2 separate regions of the Homo sapiens genome follow, and region 1 is linked to region 2. The links are chromatin loops, found by intact Hi-C in ENCODE. Cell type or tissue: MCF 10A. All regions are shown on one strand. Links, peaks and the distances in the headings refer to the core of each region. The heading gives the core; the rest is flanking DNA.

Evidence for each region. A loop is a pair of places that touch in the nucleus more often than their neighbours do. Peaks named below come from ENCODE experiments on the same cell type or tissue, not always from the same donor. Only the 100,000 strongest peaks of a DNase experiment are listed, where the experiment ranks them.
Region 1: a loop joins it to region 2, with 34 times the contacts of the local background. A loop is called at or near these places in 12 of 110 quality-filtered maps.

What each region holds. Positions count from the first base shown.
Region 1 is chr3:14,916,657-14,926,704 of GRCh38, forward strand. FGD5 (FYVE, RhoGEF and PH domain containing 5) reads left to right here. Exons shown (of 20, transcript NM_152536.4): 12 at 593-676; 13 at 2,098-2,177; 14 at 5,262-5,361; 15 at 5,755-5,892; 16 at 6,390-6,519; 17 at 7,352-7,482; 18 at 9,414-9,542. It overlaps LOC105376963 (a long non-coding RNA gene), which reads right to left and starts at 7,406. Exons shown (of 4, transcript XR_007095829.1): 1 at 7,321-7,406; 2 at 5,645-6,692; 3 at 4,653-4,803; 4 at 3,691-3,827. RefSeq lists enhancers at 4,470-4,969, 5,485-6,684 and silencers at 7,529-7,708, 8,986-9,280. In MCF 10A, for the core only: a CTCF peak has its summit at 4,675 (motif pointing left); a DNase peak (open chromatin) is centred at 4,675.
Region 2 is chr3:14,255,972-14,266,019 of GRCh38, forward strand. No RefSeq gene overlaps it. Among named protein-coding and RNA genes, the nearest start is that of LSM3, 82 kb to the left of the region's middle. In MCF 10A, for the core only: a CTCF peak has its summit at 5,359 (motif pointing right); a DNase peak (open chromatin) is centred at 5,360.

The DNA.
Region 1 (10,048 bases), core at 900-8,899, 660 kb after region 2:
GAACATTTCCAACCTCCAGAAAGTTCCTCTGTGCCCGTTTGGAGTTCATTTCTCCCAACCCTGGGGGCCCCCATCAACCACTGGCCTGACTTTTGTCCCTATTTAGATTAGTTCTGCCTATTCTGGAGTGTCACAGAAATGTCATCAAACAGCATATACTCTTTTGTGCCTCGCTTCTTCACTCAGCATGATTTTGAGATGCATCCACGTGGTGGTGTGTATTGGTGGCATGTTCCTTCTGGCTGCTATAAGGTATTCTGTGGTATATGGATAGACCAGTTTGTTTATCCATTCACCTGCAGATAGACATTGGAATTGTCCCTACTTTCTGGCTGTTACAAATAAAGCCACTATGAACATACTCACACGACTTCTTGAGGGCATATGCATTTATTCCTCTCAAGCATCGAACCAGGAGTAGAGTGGCAAGGAAGGGGCTCACATTTTGGCCGCAACGTTTTTGCTCACCTGTGGGGGTTACTGAGGAATACAAGATGCCTGTGCACAGCGGAGCTCAGGGATCCTTTGAGGACAGAAGCCTGGCGCAGCCTTCTGGGGCCAGGGTCCTCTCATAGGGTTTCCCTCTCTCCAGATGAACGATGTGCTCCTGTACACCTATCCCCAGAAGGATGGGAAGTACCGGCTGAAGAACACATTGGCTGTGGCCAACATGAAGGTAAATATCTGGTGCCAGGTACCCCCGGGTTGGGGGACAGGGAGACCCCAGGGGAGAAGGGGACAGCATCCTGCTCCCAGGAGCACCCAGACCAGCTGGAAGAGGGAGGCCCTGCGGAAACAGTGTTGGGCTACAGCAAGTTTGTGCTGTAAGTTGCCCAGGGAAAGGGGAGGGGGATGGAGGGCTTCTTGGAAGAGGAGACTGAACCCTTAGAGTGGATAATATTTGGTCGGATCAGGAAGGAAGGGAAGGAGGGGCATCCTATGAGGAGGAAAATGCATAAGGAAGGGCCTGGGTTGGGGGAACAAGCAGGTGGTTGGTAATTTTTTTAATTGTGATAAAATACACATATCATTTTAAAAGTAACCATTTTTAAATGTACAGTTCTGTGGCACTAAGCACATTTACATTGCTGTGTATCCAGCACCACCATCCATCTCAGAACTCTTTCCTCTCCCCAGACTGAAACTCTGCCCACATTAAAAACCAACTCTCCATTCCCCTCCTTCTCAGCCCCTGGCACCTACCATTCTACTTTCTATGTCCATGAATTTGACTACTATGGGTACCTCGAATGAGGAGTCACACAGTATTGATCCTTGTTTCACTTAGCACAGTGTCCTCAAGGTTGATCCCTGTCATCTGTAGTATGGGTCAGAATTTTCCTTCCATTGTGTGGATAGACCACATGGTGTTTATTCAATCCTCTGCCGATGGACACTGGTGGCTTCCACCTTTAGGCTGTTGTGAGTAATACTGCTGTGAATATGGGCATATGTGTGGGGCTTAGCTCCGTGTAACTTGGTCCTGAAGATGGGAACACTTGGGAGCTGTTGGGGACTTTGAGGAGCAGGAGGTTTTAGGAAGTTAATTCTGGTGCAACAGGAGGCTGAAGTTAGAGAGGGCAACACTGAGGTGGGACAGTGGAGCCGCAGGCGGTTGTCATTGTCAAGGGCAGAGGCAGGGATGGCCAGGAGAGCTGAGAGAGGCACTGTGCAATCTCTCTTGATCCTGTAGGCTCTTTACCATGGGGAAGGGGAAGGAGGAAGCACCTTTCTCAGCATGGAGGTTTGTTCCCTTTTGGAACCAAAGGCTCCACCGAGGAGCCTGTTAGAAAAAGGCATGGGAGACGTGGTCACTGGCAGGTACTTGTCCAACATGACAGTGCACCTGGGGTTGCCCGGGCTGGGCCCTGAGCATGACGCTCTGCAGCCTTCCCAGCGGTGGGTGAGTGGCCAAGAATGATGGAGCTGGCAGCCAGGCACCTTCCACAGCACCTACCATCACAGAAAGGTATGCCCTGAGGCTAGAGAACGGCAGTAGGTGGACATGGTCCCTCTGTTCATCTGCTGCCAGGAGAAGCCGGTCTACACTTGCCCCTCCCTGCCCCACCCTGAAGGAGGCTGCTGTTGGTTTTCCAGGTCAGCCGCCCTGTGATGGAGAAAGTGCCCTACGCTCTAAAGATTGAGACTTCCGAGTCCTGCCTGATGCTGTCTGCGAGGTACGGGCAGGTGGAGGGAGGATGGCGCACAAGGCAGAGGTGTGAGCATGGGAAGGTTCAGAACAACAGATAAGGATGTGCTGTTTTTATTTTGGTATCCTTCTGGGTCAAAGTATCCTTCTGGGTCAAAGGACTTTTTTTCTTTTCAGTGTTTCTTAACCTTTTGGGGAATTTGATAAAAACTTTTCTCCCCCCAAAAAATGTACACACTCATAAAATTTTATATATAACTTCAGGGGTTTCTAGAGCCCATGGCTTAAATATGGCAATAGCAATGTCTCATGTTTGTGGAGCTCTTTATGGATGATTGGGTCTCTACAGCAACACGAAAAGTTAAGGCCAGTAAAAAATGTATTGTGTGCTGCTGTTCATAAAGTGGCCTGCCTTTTTGCGTTCCTGTCTAGAAGATGAGAGAAAAAAAATAATAAGTGAGCGTTCATCACTTATGTTGCCCTGTCTGTGTGGTGTCTTAGTCCATTCAGGCCACTATAACAAAAATACCAGGCCGGGCGCGGTGGCTCACGCCTGTAATCCCAGCCCTTTGGGAGGCCGAGGCGGATGGATCACAAGGTCACAAGATCGAGGCCATCCTGGCTAACACAGTGAAACCCCGTCTCTACTAAAAATACAAAAAATTAGCCGGGCGTGGTGGCAGGCACCTGTAGTCGCAGCTACTCGGGAGGCTGAGGCAGGAGAATGGCGTGAACCGGGGAGGTGGAGCTTGCAGTGAGCCGAGATTGCACCACTGCACTCCAGCCTGGGCTACAGAGCAAGACTCCGTCTCAAAACAAAAACAAAAACAAAAACAAAAATACCATAAACTGAGTGACTTATAAACAACAGAAATTTCCCACAGGCTGCAGGTCAGGAAGTCCAAGGTCAAGGCACTGACTGATTCGGTGTCTGGTGAGGTTCTGCTTCCTGGTTCAAAGACGGTGCCTTCTCACATAGACAATGCCACCTCATGTGGTGGGAGGAGCAAGGGTCTCTCTGGGGCCTCTTGTATAAGGGCACTAATCTCATTCGTGAGGGCTCCACACCCATGGCCTCATCACCTCCCAAAGGCCCTGCCTCCCAACACCAGCACCTTTGGGAAGAGGATTTCTGCATTTGAATTTGGGGGGACACAAACATTTAGACCACAGTGGGGCATGGCATTTCTATCAGAAAGGTCTGCATTTTCTCCAGGCCCTCGGGTTGCCTGGGATCCTCATCTCTGGCTTCAGACCATGACCTTAAAGAGCATCCCCTTTTCCTTCTTTCAGGGCAAGGTAAGCTCAAGCTCTCGGGGGCTTGGAAACCAGGGAGGTATGCCTCCAGCCAAGAGTAGCTCTTCAGCCAGGGACGTGCATGGCAGGGGTCAGCAAGGCTTCTGGGGCTTGGGTGTCTACTCTCAGCAAGCACATGAGATGGGATGGCAGCAGTGCCTATCACATGGGGGTTTATCCTGCATTGGGCGGTTCTGAGTGTGAAATGGGATCTAAATGCACTCATGCACATGCACTCTCATAGATGCATTTTCTCATTAAAATCATTTATTAGGTGGGGCATGGTGGCTTATACCTGTAATTCCATCAATCTGGGAGGCTGAGGCTGAAGGATTACTTGAGGCCAGGAGTTTGGGACCAGCCTGGGCAACATAGTGAGACCCTGTCTCAAAAAAAAAAAAAATTTAAGCATTTATTAGCCACACCTCAGTGCCAGGTCTGGCAACAATTTAGCCGTTGTTGTGCTCTCCAGGAGCCCACATTACAGGTAGGAGAGTTGTAAACTGCTTCAGATGCAGGGCAGTAACTGCTGTAACAATTAATAGTGGTAATGACAGCAGTAACAGGCATTGGACACCTGTCAGGCCCCAGACGCCGCCGTGATCCTCATCACCACCCTTAGAGCTGGGGTTTGCGGCTCCTTCCATGCATAGGGAGTTGAGGCTTGCAAAAGGGTCACACAGCCAGGTGAGGTGGAACTGGAGTTTGAACCCAGGACTGTGTGGACCAGAGCTCTTATCTGTTACAGTCTACTGCATGAGGGAGTAGAAAAGGGCTTGGAAACCCAAAGGAGGGACTGCCCCATCTGGAGGAGTGAGGGAATGCTTCCTGGAGGAGGTGATGCCTGGGTGGGGGTCGTGGCCTCACCTCTCCTTGTGATAAAATCAAGGGCAGGAGGCTGCCAGCAAATAGTTTCTGTTAGTCCGGCCATGACTTGAGGGTGGTGACGATCCACACGTGGGCCTTCAGGTGGGGCTGCCCATCTCCCAGGGCAAGGACAGTGGCCTTTAGCATGCCAGTCACCTTCCTGCTAGTCCAGACCCTTCACACTTGAAGCTCCCAGGGGACCGCAGGACCCATTCATCACATTTTAGGGACATGGTGTCTTGCTGCCCACAATGCTGATTCAGCCTCTGCCCTGCAGCACTGCTCCCGCCCAGGCCAGCGGGCCCTTATGCTTGCTTTCCGGGGCAGGCTGCACACTTACCTGTGGTGTAGGCGCGGCATCTAGTGGACACTGTGAGAACTTCACCCAGCTAGCTGGCACCCAGCCCAGGCGTAGCTCTTGCCACTCAGGAAGCCCTCCCTGGTGCAGAGCAGGGACTTGGAAAGTGCCTGTTGGATGACTGTCTGGGAAGCTATGTGGGGAGATGAGGAAGGTGGGAGACACAGATGTTTACCTTTGCCAGCTCCCACCTACCCCTCATCCTCCACAGGTACCCAGCCCTCTGTCCCCTGCCAGCCCGTTTCTCCTGAAGTGTGGGACCCTCTGGGCCTTCCTAATGTCTCTTGCTTTTGCACAATGTTGACAATGTGGTTCCACGTCCCACATCTCCCTTCATCCCCACAGCAGCCCTGGGAGTTAGGGGAATATCATTATTCCAGTGTAAGAAGAAACAGACCCAAGGACAGCTAATGGACCAGTGGTCTGCTCGTAAACCTAGTCTGGCAGGTGATCTCTTCTTTGCTGGTGGTTCTGGGCAGTGTGAGAGGTGCAGGCTCAAGGGGCATCTGAGTGAGAACCTCATCCATGCCGAGATGGAGGGTGGGAGGCAGAGCTGCTCCTGCCTTTGCTCACTCCAGCCCATGCCCGCAGCTCCTGTGCAGAGAGGGACGAGTGGTATGGCTGTCTGAGCAGAGCCCTCCCTGAGGACTACAAGGCCCAGGCGCTGGCTGCATTCCACCATAGCGTGGAGGTGAGTGGGTGGGCAGGGCCCACGGGCCACCAGCTTCAGAGACCTGGGGTTCCCTGGGCGGGCATTGCTGTTGCCACTCACACCCAGATGGACGTGTAGCTCCTGTCTTGGGGCACTGGCTCCCCCCACACCCCTGCCATGCTCCCACCCTAGTCAGGGGCGGCCTCCGTGTAACCTAGGAGCCCAGCACCCACAGTCTTGTTCTCACAGTCTGGCTGTTTCCCAACCAAGGGTGAGCATCCTGGAGGGTGCAGGAGAGGCCTTTCACATCAGACCCACTCACCCACACATCACACACCCTGCACAGAGACGCAGGGCAGGGCTCACTGGGCTCTGCATCTGGCTGGTCTCCTGGCCACATTCCACATTACTCAGCCAATTCTGTTGCTGCAGATACGAGAGAGGCTGGGGGTTAGCCTTGGGGAGAGGCCCCCCACCCTGGTGCCTGTCACACACGTCATGATGTGCATGAACTGCGGCTGCGACTTCTCCCTCACCCTGCGGCGTCATCACTGTCACGCCTGTGGCAAGGTGAGTCGCTGCATCTGGGGTGAGTGTGTGCATGGGGGTGGGGTGGGGGAAGGGCATGTCCCTGCCCAGCCGGGGGCTCAGGGATGTCCAGCAGCTACTGTAAGCCCCAGAGTGAGGCATGTTCACACCAACCCGAGAGGAACAGATTGCTAATTCCCATTTTATAGATCATCAAACCAGAGCTCCAAGTCCCAGGCCTCTTCCACACCACCACGTTTTCAACAGAAAACCGTAGCATACGTGGCTATTGTGCTTGGAGAAAAAAGTATCATGTAGTGGTTAAGGGCGCGGGCTCATCAGAAAAGCAGATAGGCGCTGGCTCAGAAACAAGATGAAGCCTTGCCGGAAAAGTAGGGGACACGCACAGCTCCATGATCAGAACCTGGGGCTCCCTAGGGGCAGTTGTGGGTGGATTAGCAGAGGGAGCGGAGGGGAGGGGTGCAGGTCTCCTTTGCATGCACTGAGAGGGGTGAGAATCTTCCCACCTGGGCCTGCAGATCGTGTGCCGGAACTGTTCGCGGAACAAGTACCCGCTGAAGTACCTGAAGGACAGGATGGCCAAGGTCTGCGACGGCTGCTTCGGGGAGCTGAAGAAGCGGGGCAGGGCTGTCCCGGGCCTGATGAGAGGTAACCTGGGGACCACTTGCCTTCTTCCAAGTGGCCTGGTGGCTTCTCCCCAGGCTCCAGTGGCTTCTCTGTGGTCCATGGTTCATGCCTGAAACCGCTTTCCCTGGAGGGAGTTATTCACTCCATGGAGGGAGGAAACAGAGGTTCGGGCACCATTTTCCAATATGTGGATTCTGTGGAAAATTGATCGGTGTCCCCAGAAGAAGAGCTCTGTGGGTAGCTAAGCTTAGGAATCAGTGTGTGTGTAAGGGGACAGAGGCAGGGAGCTCCTGTGTCCTTTACCATAGAGGCCCTCTTGTCAAGTATCCTATAGGCCTGTGCCTGTAGCGCCTTTCTGGGACTAAGGACTATATAAGCGTGGCAGCAGAGGAGCTGGGGTCAGGGAGGGGTGAAGCTGTTCCACACAGGAGCCTTGGGAAGCTGAGCCGGCCCCTGAGAGACCTGGTCAGTGCTGAAGGGACAGGCCTTGCCCAAGCAGGGTCAAGTTCCCAGGAAGGAGAGCAGGTGTATCTTGGGCCTAAAACTAAAGTCTTTCCCTGGCCTCCACTCCACGGGGCTGGACTAAGGTCATCAGAGAAGACAGCCCAGTCCCTGCTACCTGGAGGCCTGGAGGTGAAGGGCTGTCCAGCGCCCTGGAAAAGCGTCCCCTCCCCAGCCCCCATAGCCTTTGTCTGTTCCTGCAGGAGGGAGGGAGGAAGAGTGCTTGACTTTCAGGTCCCACTTAACCCCCATGGCTCACATTCCTAGAGGGATTTTACAGGAATCAGTGTTCCAAAGACAAGCCGCAGGCACGCCTCTCACCTCCCTTCCATGTGGCTTCTTTCAGTTACAGAGCGGCCTGTGAGCATGAGCTTCCCGCTGTCTTCACCCCGCTTCTCGGGCAGTGCCTTTTCATCCGTCTTCCAGAGCATTAACCCCTCGACCTTCAAGAAGCAGAAGAAAGTCCCTTCAGCCCTGACAGAGGTAAAGCAGGCAGGGCTACCCAAGTGGGAAGTAGGGCATTTGGAAGGTTCATGGTCATCCTGGGTAGACGGAGTCAGACCCTGCCCTGTCCCAGCCTGACCAGTCTCTTCCAGACAGAGCATTCCTAATGGAAGCATCCCAGCTACGAGGACCGACTTGACAGTGATGGTGCTAGGCGACATCTTTCCCATCCTTCTCTCTACCTCTCCCCTCCTCCTCTTTCTTTTCTCTCCTTTTTCTCCTGCCCCATAGCTTAGATCTAGTACCCAAGCAGACTGCACAGATCACGGGGGCTCTTCATTCTAAAGGAGCCAAATTCCTGTGTTGGTCCTTCCATGTCATCCCCTCATCCTAGGGGTCCCAACCCGGCTCAGGTGTTGACGTCCCTGGAGGCCATGGGCTCCGCAGGAAACTTCAGAACTGGCTAAACTCAATTGTATCCCACAAATAGGACCAGATTGTATGTCTGTATTTCCATTCACAACCACAGACCAATGTATGTCTGTGAATACACAAGGAGTCCACAAGTGTGATCAGCTGCTTCCAAGTTAGTCCATTAATATCAAGTAGCAGGTAGCAAGGGTTTAAAAAAGTGTTAGGGAATGGAAAATTTAAATAGGTACAGTTTTATCCATTAACTTGTTCCTTTTGCAAATTAAAAATCTTGGAAATCACACATACGGCCGGGCGCGGTGGCTCACGCCTGTAATCCCAGCACTTTGGGAGGCTGAGGTGGGCAGATCACGAGGTCGGGAGATCCAGACCATCTTGGCTAACACAGTGAAACCCCATCTCTACTAAAAATACAAAAATCAGCCGGGTGTGGTGTCATGCAGCTGTAGTCCCAGCTACTCGGGAGGCTGAGGCAGGAGAATCGCTTGAACCTCAGGGAGGTGAAGGTTGCAGTGAGCTGAGATGGCGCCACTGCACACCAGCCTGGCGACACAGCAAGACTCTGTCTCAAAAAAAAAAAAAAAAAAAAAAAAAAAACACATACATGGTTAAACATTTTTCCCAAAAAAGTACAAAACAGCACATATGATGAAAAGTGAGTTTCTCATCCTTCCCAGCCTCCCTCAATCCCACTGCCATCAAGTTTCTTATGGAACCTTGTGGAAATTTTCATGCACATACATAATACAGATGTACATTCATAGATCTTCTTTTTCTACCCAGAAGACAACATATTATACAGAATCTCTTCTGTTTTCTCCACTTAATTTGTCTTAGAGATCATTTCATAATCACATATATGTATAAACCTCACATTTTTTACATTGCATTCCTCTTTTACTAGTAAGGAAATTGAGACTTAGAAGAAGTCAGCAAATTGCTCATCATTAACCACCTAGTAATTGGTAGAGCCTGAATGGGAAATCCAGGTTGGTATTAACTCCAAGCCTGCGTTCCTCACCACATAAAGCCTGTGGACAGAATACTACTACCCCCCGCCACCACAAAGAGTAGTAATAATAATAAAAGGACTTAACGCTGCACACACCCCACTAGGCAGGAGACTATAATACCTTTTAGGCAACAGTACAAAGAGGATCCCTCCCTAAATGTGAGGAAGAGATAAGTTGAAAGTGCAAGAGTTAATTTTAGAAGGAAGAACCTTTCGCCGAAGTACCTGAACGAAGTTTCTTGAGTTGAGGGGCTTAGGTTGAGAGGGAACCAAGAATCTGAAAAACCACTAGAGGGCAGCATCAGCATTCCCAAAGTCAGCTGGGTCCATTCATTAAATCCTGTTTCTCAAAGCATGAAGCACTATCTTGCTGACTTTGGTACTGGATAGATCCTGAGACCTTATCCAGTGTCAAAGCAGTATAAGTAGTCAGCCAAATGGTTTGCAGTGTCATTTTGAATTGTGCTCTGTTTGAACTGTGCCTGACCACCGGGGTGGGCTGACCGCTCTGCTTCCCTCCTGCCAGGTGGCTGCCTCTGGAGAGGGCTCTGCCATCAGTGGCTATCTCAGCCGGTGTAAGAGGGGCAAGCGGCACTGGAAGAAGCTCTGGTTTGTCATCAAAGGCAAAGTTCTCTACACCTACATGGCCAGTGAGGTAGTAGTGATCTGCACTCTCTCCCCTCTCCTCTCTCCTGTGAAATGACCCCCTGGGGCCTGCACACATCCTGTCACTTGCAAAGCTGTGTGAGTCCTGGCTGCTGAGCCAGTTCTGGTGGCAGTCAAGTCTTTAGTGAGCAATGCCATGTGCTCAATGTTGCTGTGGCTACACAACCACATATCACTTCAAAATCTAAGGAATTTGCAGTTTCTTTGTGGATATAAGAAGGTACGGACATGCCAAGCTGTGCCGCAAAGTGTTTAAATGGCACAGGCCCAGCATCTAGGACAAAGATGGAACAAGCCAGCCATGCCACAAAAGAAAACACCTTCCTACTGTCTGCTTAGATTGCTTGGGGCAAAATTCAGCAGTGTGGAGGAAGCTACTCCCTTTTTGTCTGTCCATTTCTTTTATAGGGTAACTCTAGTAATTCTTCTAAAGAAAACTGAAATCTATATTTTATAGAATATCTTACTTTAGGTGAGAGAGCCTTGGAAATCAAG
Region 2 (10,048 bases), core at 921-8,920:
CAGCAAGCTCCCTCCAGCCTCAATTTCTCCATTCTCCAGACTTCTATCATTACAGATTAGTTGTGCCTAGGTTTGGTCACCATGTAAATGGAGCCACACAAGTTGTGTGTACTGTGTATATACACACAGGATATGTGCACTCTTCTGTGCCTGGTTTCCTCTGTTGAACACAAAGCCTGTGTGTTGAATCCATGTTGTGTGTAGCAGCAGCCTTTTTCCTTTTGATGTGCTGTTAGCATTGCATTGAACTGCCCCCCACGTGTCTATCCATTCTCCTGATGATGGACATTTGGTCTGTTGCCAGTTGTGGCTATTACGCATCAAGCTTCTGTGAACAGGGCTTCTGAGGACATAAGCACTGATTTCAGTTGGGCATCTACCTAGAAGAGAATGTGCTAGGTCTTAGGGTCTATGTAGACTGAGTTTAGCATTAGAATACTAATATATAATATAATGCTGCCAAAAGTTTTCTGAAGTGGTGTTAAGTGATGATCCAAACAGCAATAGTTGAGGGTTCCAGTTGCTCCATACCCACATCCTCACTGTGCAGGCTGGTTTCTCTGGGAGCAGATTTGGCCATGGAGTTTGGATCTGGAGACAGTTATTGGGGATCCACACCTGTGAAGAGAAAAGGAAGGAACAAGTTGGGGCAGAGAGAAGAGCTGAGCTGTGACTCAGGCTAGACAAAGCCCCAGTTAACCTAGCAGGGAGCTGGCTGGCGTGAGTTCTGCCCAGCAGCGTGACCCACATCCAGTGGAAACAAAAGGCTGACCTCTAAGCCCTGCTGCACTCTGCCGCCTGATCTGGGCTGCCCCAGGAGGGCCATGACCTAGGGCGGGGTGGCTCTCCTAGCAGAGGTAGACCTTGGAGGAGCCGACAGCTGCAGGCCACCTGCTGACAGCAGTATAGCTGCCAGTGCACCACACCTGCTAGCCATTTTAGTGAGGAGTGTGATGGCATCTTCCTGTGACTTTAATCTGCATTTCCAAGATGTTAATAATGCTTATATGATAATTGGCTATTTAGATGTGCTTTTTGGTGCAGTCTCTGTTCACAGCTTTTTGCCCACTTTAAAAACTGGGATGTCTGTCTTTTTCTTTCTCTTTTTCTTTTTGAGACAGGGTCTTGCTCTGGCACCCAGGCTGAAGTGCAGTCACGTGATCACGGCTCACTGCAGTCTGGATCTCCAGGGCTCAAGCAATCCTCCCAACTCACCCTCACAAGTAGCTGGGAGCACAGGTGCCCCTACCACACCCAGCTATTTTTTTTTTTTTTTAATTTTAGTAGAGACATGGTCTCGCTGTGTTGCCCAGGCTGGCCTCAAGCTCCTGAGCTCAAGTGATCCTCCTGCCTCGGCTTCCCAAAGTGCTGCGATTACAGATATGAGCCACTGTGCCTAGCCTGTCTTTTTCTTATTAATTTATAAAAGTTCTTTGTATGTTCTGGATATTGGTATTTATTTTCATAGATGTATTTCAAACATCTCTCAACCTGTTTGGTTAAGAAATTTTTGTCTACCCCAGGGTCATGAAGATATTCTTGTATTTTATTTTCCAGAAGATTTTTTGTTTTAATTTAGGTCTATGATGGATCTCGAATTAATTTTGGGGTATGATATGAGGTAGGCCCATTTTTCCCCCATATGACTCTCCAATTGAACTAATACCATTTATTAAATATCACCTTTCCTCACTGAATTGTGCATCTTTCTTGTGAATCCAGGGATTGAACACGTGTGGGTTTGTTTCTGGGCTCCCTACTGTGTTGTATTGGTCCACTTGACTAGGATCACAGTATGCCACACTGCCTTCTTACTCTGGATTTAGAAAAAACCCTTGACATCCAGTACATTAAGTCATCCAGCTTCGTACTCTTGTGAGATTGCTTTACCTATTCTAGGTCCTTGGAATTTCCACATAAATTTTGAAAACAGCATGCCAATTTTCTTGTAAATACCTGCTGGAATGGGTTTGTATTAAACATACAGATCAATCTGGCAACTTAATATTGTAATAATATTAAGCTGGTCAAACAACAAGCAGGCTACAGTCCTCTATTTAGGTCTTCTTTAATTTCTCTACACTGTTTTGTGTCGTCATAGAGGTCTTGTGCTTCTTTCATTAGACTTACTCATAAGTATTTGATGATTATTTTGGTATTATTGTAAATGGCACCTCAAAATTTTCATTTGGTAATTGTTGCCAGCACATACACACTAAACTAATTTTTGTATGTTGATTATATCCAGCAATCTTGCTAAACTTACTCATTAATACTAATAGGTTATTATTGGATTTTGGATTTTTTCCATATACAATATTATCATCTTAAATAATGAGTTTGTATGTTTCATTTCAAACTTTATTATTTTTATTTTTATTTCTGCCTCATCGAAACAACTGGGCTCTGCTGTATAATGTTGAATAGAAATGATAGTGGCGGACATCCATTTCTTGTTCCTATCCTTAGGAGAAAAGCATTCAGTATTTTACCATTAATGATGATGTTAGCTGTGTGTGTGTGTGTGTGTGAGCGTGCGCGCACACACATTTCTTTGATGGAAACTCTTTATCAGATTAAGAAAGTTCTCCTCTGTGCCTCTTTTGCTGAGAGTTAAAAAAAAACATGAATAAGTATTGAATTTTAATGAATCTTTGCCCATATGTATTGATTTTCATTCACATCTTCAGCTGCACCTCTCGAAAGCTGGAAAGTGGTATGTGGCTGGTGTCAGGCCAGAGGTTTCAGAGGGAGTCCTGCCCCTGTGGAGACCGGATGTGACGGTTACAGGAGGGCCGGAATGGGAGACAGCCCTAAAGGCACAAGTCAGCCCCAAAGACACAAGTCAGTGACACTGACGTGATCACGCACCTCGGTCCTTGTGAACTCCTCTTCTACTCACTCCCAGCAAGCACTTGGGATCTGTTTTCTGAATGGTAACTAGTGCCATGCATATAACCCTGTGGCAGGAACTGTGCTAGGCATGATGGGAGGGCACAGGACATAGCTACTGCCCCTCCAGGGCGCTGGGGGTGTCTCCATGTATCACACCATCCTGCAGTTCCTAGGAGGGCCCCAACTCTGGGCTAGAGCTACAGGCCTGTGTCCCTTGCCTCCACCAGCCCCGCAGCACCCCCTCCCTGCCCCCGCCAGAGACCAGGGCCCTCAGGAGCAGTCAGACCGACCACGAACAAACAGGGCAAGAGCAGTGGAAAATGCCCCAAATGGTCCCCACCCTCACCCATCTCTCCCCGCTGGTCAGTTGTCTTGTGGATTCTTGGCCTTCCCAGTGCGGTCTGGGAAGACTTAGATGGTTTCCTTCCAAAGCCCCAAGAAGCCAAGAACAGGAGCTGCTCCAGGCCATTTCTGTCCCTGGGTCTCCTTTCAAAGGATTTCTGGGTCAATGAAGACACAATGTGGCTTGTGGGCAGTCAAGAGAGAGGGCCTATCGTTGTTTCAGATTTCTGGCTTGGCTCAGAGATTCAGACTCTCCAATTCCCACACTAGATGCCTCAGTCCACTGGGATAAAGGCCTTGCCTCCAAAGAATGGCCATGACATTTGTTGTTTCTGCCGTGTCTGCTCAGCCTCCCTCACTGTCTTCCATAGCAAGCCTCTGTTCCAGCCAGCTTAGTGTGGAACTTAGGAATTTTTGGGTTATAAATGATAGACACTCACGATAAACTAGCCCAACTCCTAAAGCGGGGATTTATTGGTTCACAGATCTAAAAAGCCTAGGAGAAAATGGCCTCAGGTTGGGCTGGATCCAGGTGCTCAAACACTGTCACCAGGAATGTGACTGTCTCCATCTGTGGCTCTGTTTTCTCCCGTATGGGTTTTATTATCTTCCTTTGTGGTGGCAAAGATTGGGCTTGCATCCTTCCAGCTTGACAACTCTGTTGGAAAGACAACACTTTTTTCAATAGGTGCAGCAACAATCTCAGGAAAGGCTCTCATTGGCCCAGCTGAATTCACACACCCATATCATGAGAATCAGCCTCACTAGAAACACATGATCTGAGGATGTGGGAAATGTGCATCCTCAGAGGAAAAAAAATGGGTGTTACAACCAGAATTAAGGGTTTTAAACAAGCAAAATCAGTAGGTGCCACCTCTTCTAGCTGCCCTGCCACCTCTATGCCTTTGTTCAAGTTTCCCTTTCTGGAATTCTGTTTGCCTTCCTGGGCTCAATGCTTCCTTTTCTTCAAGCTCCCCCTCCCTTAGGAAGCCTTCCCTAGCCTTTGAGCCTCCCCCTGCTCTGAACTCACCATGTGCCAATGGTCTAGACATTTGATTTTATTTTAAAATGAACATTATCTGATTTTTTTGATCATAGCAAAATAATACTTATTTCCCAAACAAATCAGAAGATACAAAAGTGAAATCCTATATCACCCACAGAGCCTGCTCTGAGGAGGCGGCATTGTGCCCAGGTTTGAGTAGAAATTGGCAGGGATGGGGCAGGGCCAGGATTGTCTCAGGGCCGGGAACCAGCAGTGGGTGGAAAGACCAGGATGGGAAAGAACTCAAAAGATTTGAGGACCTGAAGGAGCCCAGTGAGCAGGAGCAGAGAGAGAAGGGGTCAAGGGTATGGAACAAGGTTGGCTTGAGGGTGCTTTTACTCTAGTGAGGCAGGAAACTGCAGGAGGAGTTTAAGCAGGGAAGCAACATGATCCAGCTGGCGCTGGGGCCATTCTCCGGGCTGTGTACTGGAAAATGCAGAAGGGCAAGGTTGGAGGCCCCTGCAGTCATCCAGGCCAGACATGATGCTGGTCCGGCCAGAGGTGGTGGTCGTGGAGAGGATTACAAGCCGGTGGGCTTCAGAGACAGAACTGACTTGGCGATGCGCTGGTGTAACAGTCAGGGTGGGGGACATGAGGCTGAGTGATTTCTAGGTTTCTGGCTTGAGCAGCCATGTAAATGGGGTGCATTTACTGCCATGGGAAAGATGGTGAGTTGGGGACATTCTCTCTAGATGTGAGCCCGAAATGGATCTATACTTACATTTTGCATAAGTTGCATGGTGACACTCTGATTCCTGCTCTCTTCCCCACTCAACTGAGCATCTTTCCATGTCAGCATGGCACTCATGGCACTTATGACAATGCCTGCACACTATTCCCGAAGATGATATCCCATAATTTCTTTAACCAAGTCCCCATGGTGGACACATAAGTTGTTTCTGTAGTGCCCATTTAGGACTTGATTAGATTCCATATTACAATTTATTTTATTTTTATCGAATTATTTGTTTCTCAATCATTAGTCCCTTTATCTTTTCTCCAGCTTTCCCAATTTCAGGACCTGCAAACTTGTCTCCAAGTTCCTGCCCTCGGTGCCTTGCACTCTGGCCACTAGATGGCGGTGTTGCATAGGGTCCCCGCTGGCTCCAGTCCACAAGAGACTCCACTTAGCAGGACGCCTGACCTCCAGACTCCGACCTCCACCCAGCAGGGCAAGACCTTCCCTGGAGACCCATGGGTGGACCTCCCATTCTCAGTGCCCAAAGAATTCCTGCCCTAGGTGTGACCTGCGGCCCATTTGTAAACGGATGGCTTTGCTCTCCCCTGCAGAAATAGGTTGGGGGTTGAGGGACTGGCGTTTTTGGCAATGGCTTCTGAAATGTGGTATCCCAGTTGCCTGTGGTGCCTGAGATGGTTCGAGGTGCCAGGAGCTACGTTACCAGAGCTTATTTGGTCGGTTTTTAGAAAAATAGAATTTGTCCTTCAAACCCACAGTTTCATGTACTATTATTATTTAGAATGAGATTAAGTCCAAAGAAAAACTTTAAATTAAATTTAAATGTTAAATGTAAAGAAAAATAGCAGTACGGATAGAACATAGAGAAATCACTGGATTCACTGCAGATTGCTGGCTTCCAGCTCAGTCTAAATGGGAAATGTTGATGGCTTCATAAAATCTTAGAAGGACTGAATTTTAAAACTTAGACCCTGGAGAACATCACACCTAGAAGGAGAACCTTAGAACCACAGTATCTTTGCTGGCATTTTCAAAGATAACGCCATCTTAATCAATACTTTATCATCTTTATCTCCGTACTTAAGAAAATGATCTTGCAACTCTGAGAATCCATAACAGCTTGGGATCATAGTATTTTGGAAGATTAGACTTATGGAATCCTAGACTTCCAGAACTTTAGTGTGAAGAAGTCCACACTAAGGTCAGGTGGAAGAGGAAATTACAGTTGGAAAAGAGAGATTGAGGTCCTGCAGAATGGTGGCCCCTGAGGCTCTCACCTTCTTCCTCCTGCCTCCTGTCTGACCCTTCACCCCAGTGTGCTCAGGGCTCCCACTCTGGGCTCTGCTCCCAGCAGAGAGCATCACCCAGGACAGCTGTCTTCTCTTTAGCAACACTCACTCCCCCATCTCCTTCCTGGCACTCCTCTATGCTAGCTAATCTGACAGCTTAATGAATCCACACTGCCTCAGACTGATGGGCAAATGAGTGATTTATGTGAAGAAATGACCTCCCCCTCAAGTAATAAGTGCTTTCTACGGAATGTTGCAATCTACATGGTGGTGCTGATGGTGACATTTGAGGCAGGATGGCCAGCAATGAGGAAAATATCATGGCATCTTTGGATGTTTTTCAAATCATCACCTACTAGTGCCTCCATTTTTGCTTTTTATTTCCACCAGGGATTGCAGAGATTGGATTTGGGATTGCAGGGAGAGATATCCAGAGGAAACTTGCTTCTGCTTCTTTTCTGATCTCAAAGTTCAGATGTCCAACTAGAGACCAAACTCATTAGCTTCTGGAGGCCTGAATATTTACAACTCCTTCCCATCTTTCTTTCTTTTCTTTTGAGACAGGGTCACACTGTCACCCAGGCTGGAGTGCAGTGCTGCAATCATGGCTCACTGCAGCCTTGCCCTCCTGGGCTCAGGTGATCCTCCCACAGTTAGTGGTGGTGAATCCACACAGGTCTGCAGCAAACTCAGTTCTTGCCTCCTCAGAAGAAAGAGTCTGACCAAAGTGCATAAGGCAGAGTGAGAGACTGAGGAAAGTTTTAGAGCAGGAGTGAAAGTTTATTAGAAAGTTTTAGAGCAGGAGTGAAAGTTTATTAGAAAGTTTTAGAGCAGGAACGAAAGGAAGTAAAGTACACTCAAAAAGAGGGCCAGGCAGGAGACTTGAGAGGTGCAAGTGTATGGTTTGACCTTTGACTTGGGGTTTTATACATTGGAGTGCTTCCAGGGGGTCGTGTCCCTTCTCCCCTGATTCTTCCCTTTGGGTGGCTGTCCACATGCACAGTGGCCGGCCAGCACAGTGTGTTTACTGGAGTTGTGCACGTGCTCACTGGAGGTATTCTTCTCTTACCAGTCTAGCATTCCTAGAGGAAGTTCATATACCAATTAAACCCCACCGTTTTGCCTCTTAATGCACATGCTTGAGCCCACTCACCCAACTCCTGAGATCTTATCAGGAAGCGGCTGATCACCAGCTTCAGGTGTTTCTATCTATTGGGAGACCGGCTTTCCCAGCACTGGCTGTAACCAATTATCATTATTTTAGAGGGACAGTTAACAACCGCCTGACCGTCACCTGATGGTCACCTCACATTCCTGATCCGGAGGCAGGGCCCTCTCCTGCCCTGCTCATGTCTGACTAGCTACCTACTGTAACACTACCTCAGTCCCCTCCCCCAAGAGCTGAGACTATAGGAACACACCACCACATCCAGCAAATTTTTGAATTTTTTTGTATAGATGCTGTCTCAATGTTGCACAGGCTGGTCTCAAACTCCTCAGCTCAAGTGATCCTCCTGCCTTGGCCTCCCAAATCCTTCTCATTTTTCAAGACTACTGAGATGTCACCTCCTCTGGAAAGCCTTCTGGGATTGTTCTTCCTAGAGAGCTGAACATCTTCTGAGGACTTCGTATCAGCACCATGCATTTGTCTGCCAGCTGTACTCGCTGAACTGTGTTCACTAATAACCACTGGGGAATGATTATTCCCCAATGTCTTTCTAATGTCTTAGAATTCGTGACCTAGGGTTTGCCAACCTGAGGGCCCATAGCGGCCAGTTCAGGATGTCGGGGACTGCAGTAAACCAGAGGATTTATCCGGTGGTCGCTCCTTATTTTGGCCAGCAGGGCCGTCTGGAAATGACAGTTCAGTGTTGCCAAATCTTCTACCAGTTTTGAAACACTGACGATATGGTTTGGCTCTGTGTCCCCATCCAAATCTCATGTTGAATTATAATCCCCAGTGTTGGAGGTGATGCCTGGTGGGAGGTGATTGGATCATGGGGCGGACTTCCCCATTTGGTGCTGTTTTTGTGATAGAGTTCTCACGAGATCTGATTGTTTAAAAGTGTGTGGCACCTCCCCTCTCTCTTCCTCGCACTCTGGCCATGTGAAGTGCCTTGTTCCCCCTTCGCCTTCCGCCATGATTGGAAGCTTCCTGAGGCCCCCCAAGAAGCAGATGCTGCTGTGCTTCCTGTACAGCCTGTGGAACCATGAGCCAAATAAACCCATTTTCTTTATAATTACCCAGTCTCAAGTATTTCTTTATAGCAATTCAAGAATAGACTGATACAGCCGATAGTTATTTTTACATAAAAACCTCTCCTTCCAGGCAAATAAAGCATATCAACAGATTTATCACTGGAGCCCAGGACTCTGGGAGGCTCTGCTTTAGGTCCTTGTTGGTCTGCATGCTTCTGGGTGCTTGGAGTCATGCATGACAAGGGTGGTCCTTAGCGGACACTGCTACTCATTCACCTTCTGCCTGTCGGAGCATCTGGAACCTTACATTATTGAAGGCATGTTGCAGAAGTCAGGTGCGTCAGTTTTCACACATGACCCCCAAATTCTTTGATGTTCCTTCCATCAGGAGGCAGGGTGCAACCTAGCCCCTCCTTCCCCTGGAATCTGCAGCCTGTGGCTGCTTGACCAATGGAGTATGGCAGAAGAGCCACTATGACAGCTTTGGGATACTGGTTCTCAGAACCCAGACAGGCCCTGAGGAAGCCCAAGCAGCCCGTAAGGAGGCTGAGTGGAATGAAACCAAGACCCTCATCCCACCCTTATCCTCCCCTGAGCTCCCCCTCATAGCCAGCCCCAACTCGCCATGAGTGCACCATCTTGGAAATGGTCCCCCCCGCCAACCTGTCACAGCTGACACCACACAGAGCAGAGATGAGCCTTCCCCTCTAAGCCCTGCCTGAACTGTGGATTCATGAGCAAAATCAAACTACTAAGCATGGGGGTTGTTTGTCACACAGCAATAGATAACTGCAACATCCGTAGACCTGGGCTCCAGTACTGGCTCCTTTTGCCCCTGACTCTGGTATCTTGGACCCCTTGCCTCCCCACAATCTCAGCCTACACACTTAAGAAGGGAGGGTTTGGTCTGCTCACAGTGTGGAATGCTGTGATGTCTATGCAGCTGTGGGGGTGTGAAGTGGCATCCCCACCTTGGAAAGCAGTTGGGCATCATCAAGGGAAGCGCAAGACGCCCTGACCCTGTGACCCAGCCATTGCACTCTGAGGTTAACTCTGCACAAGTGCTCTGGAAGACAAGTTCAGCTGACTTGAGGGCAAACAACTGGAGACGGCCTAGGAGTCCATCCTCGGGAGAAGGGCTTCATGCATCGTGGCTTATGTACAGACTGCAGATGAATGGATTCACGCTCTGTGCAGCCGTGTGCAGGAGCCTCCATAACGTGATGTTGAGTCAAAACGATAAGCTGAAGGGTGACTCATCCAGCATAGTCCCATTAAGTTTGAGAGCAAACAAAACCAATGTTTATAGATACAGATGTATGTGTGAAAACAAATATGGGAAGGTAAACTCCAGATGCAAGGAGTTAATTCCCTCGGGAGGGAGACAAAGACAGAAATGCAATCAGAGAGGGCTGCCTGAGGGCTCTGACTATATCCCGAAAATGATCAGTGAAGGAGGAGGAGCAGGACCAGCAACCTGTTAGAACTGGAGCTGGAGCTAGTTGTGGTAGCAGACATCTGTAATCCCAGGGACTCAGGAGGCCAAGGCAGGAGGATTGCTTGAGGCCAGTTGGAGACTAG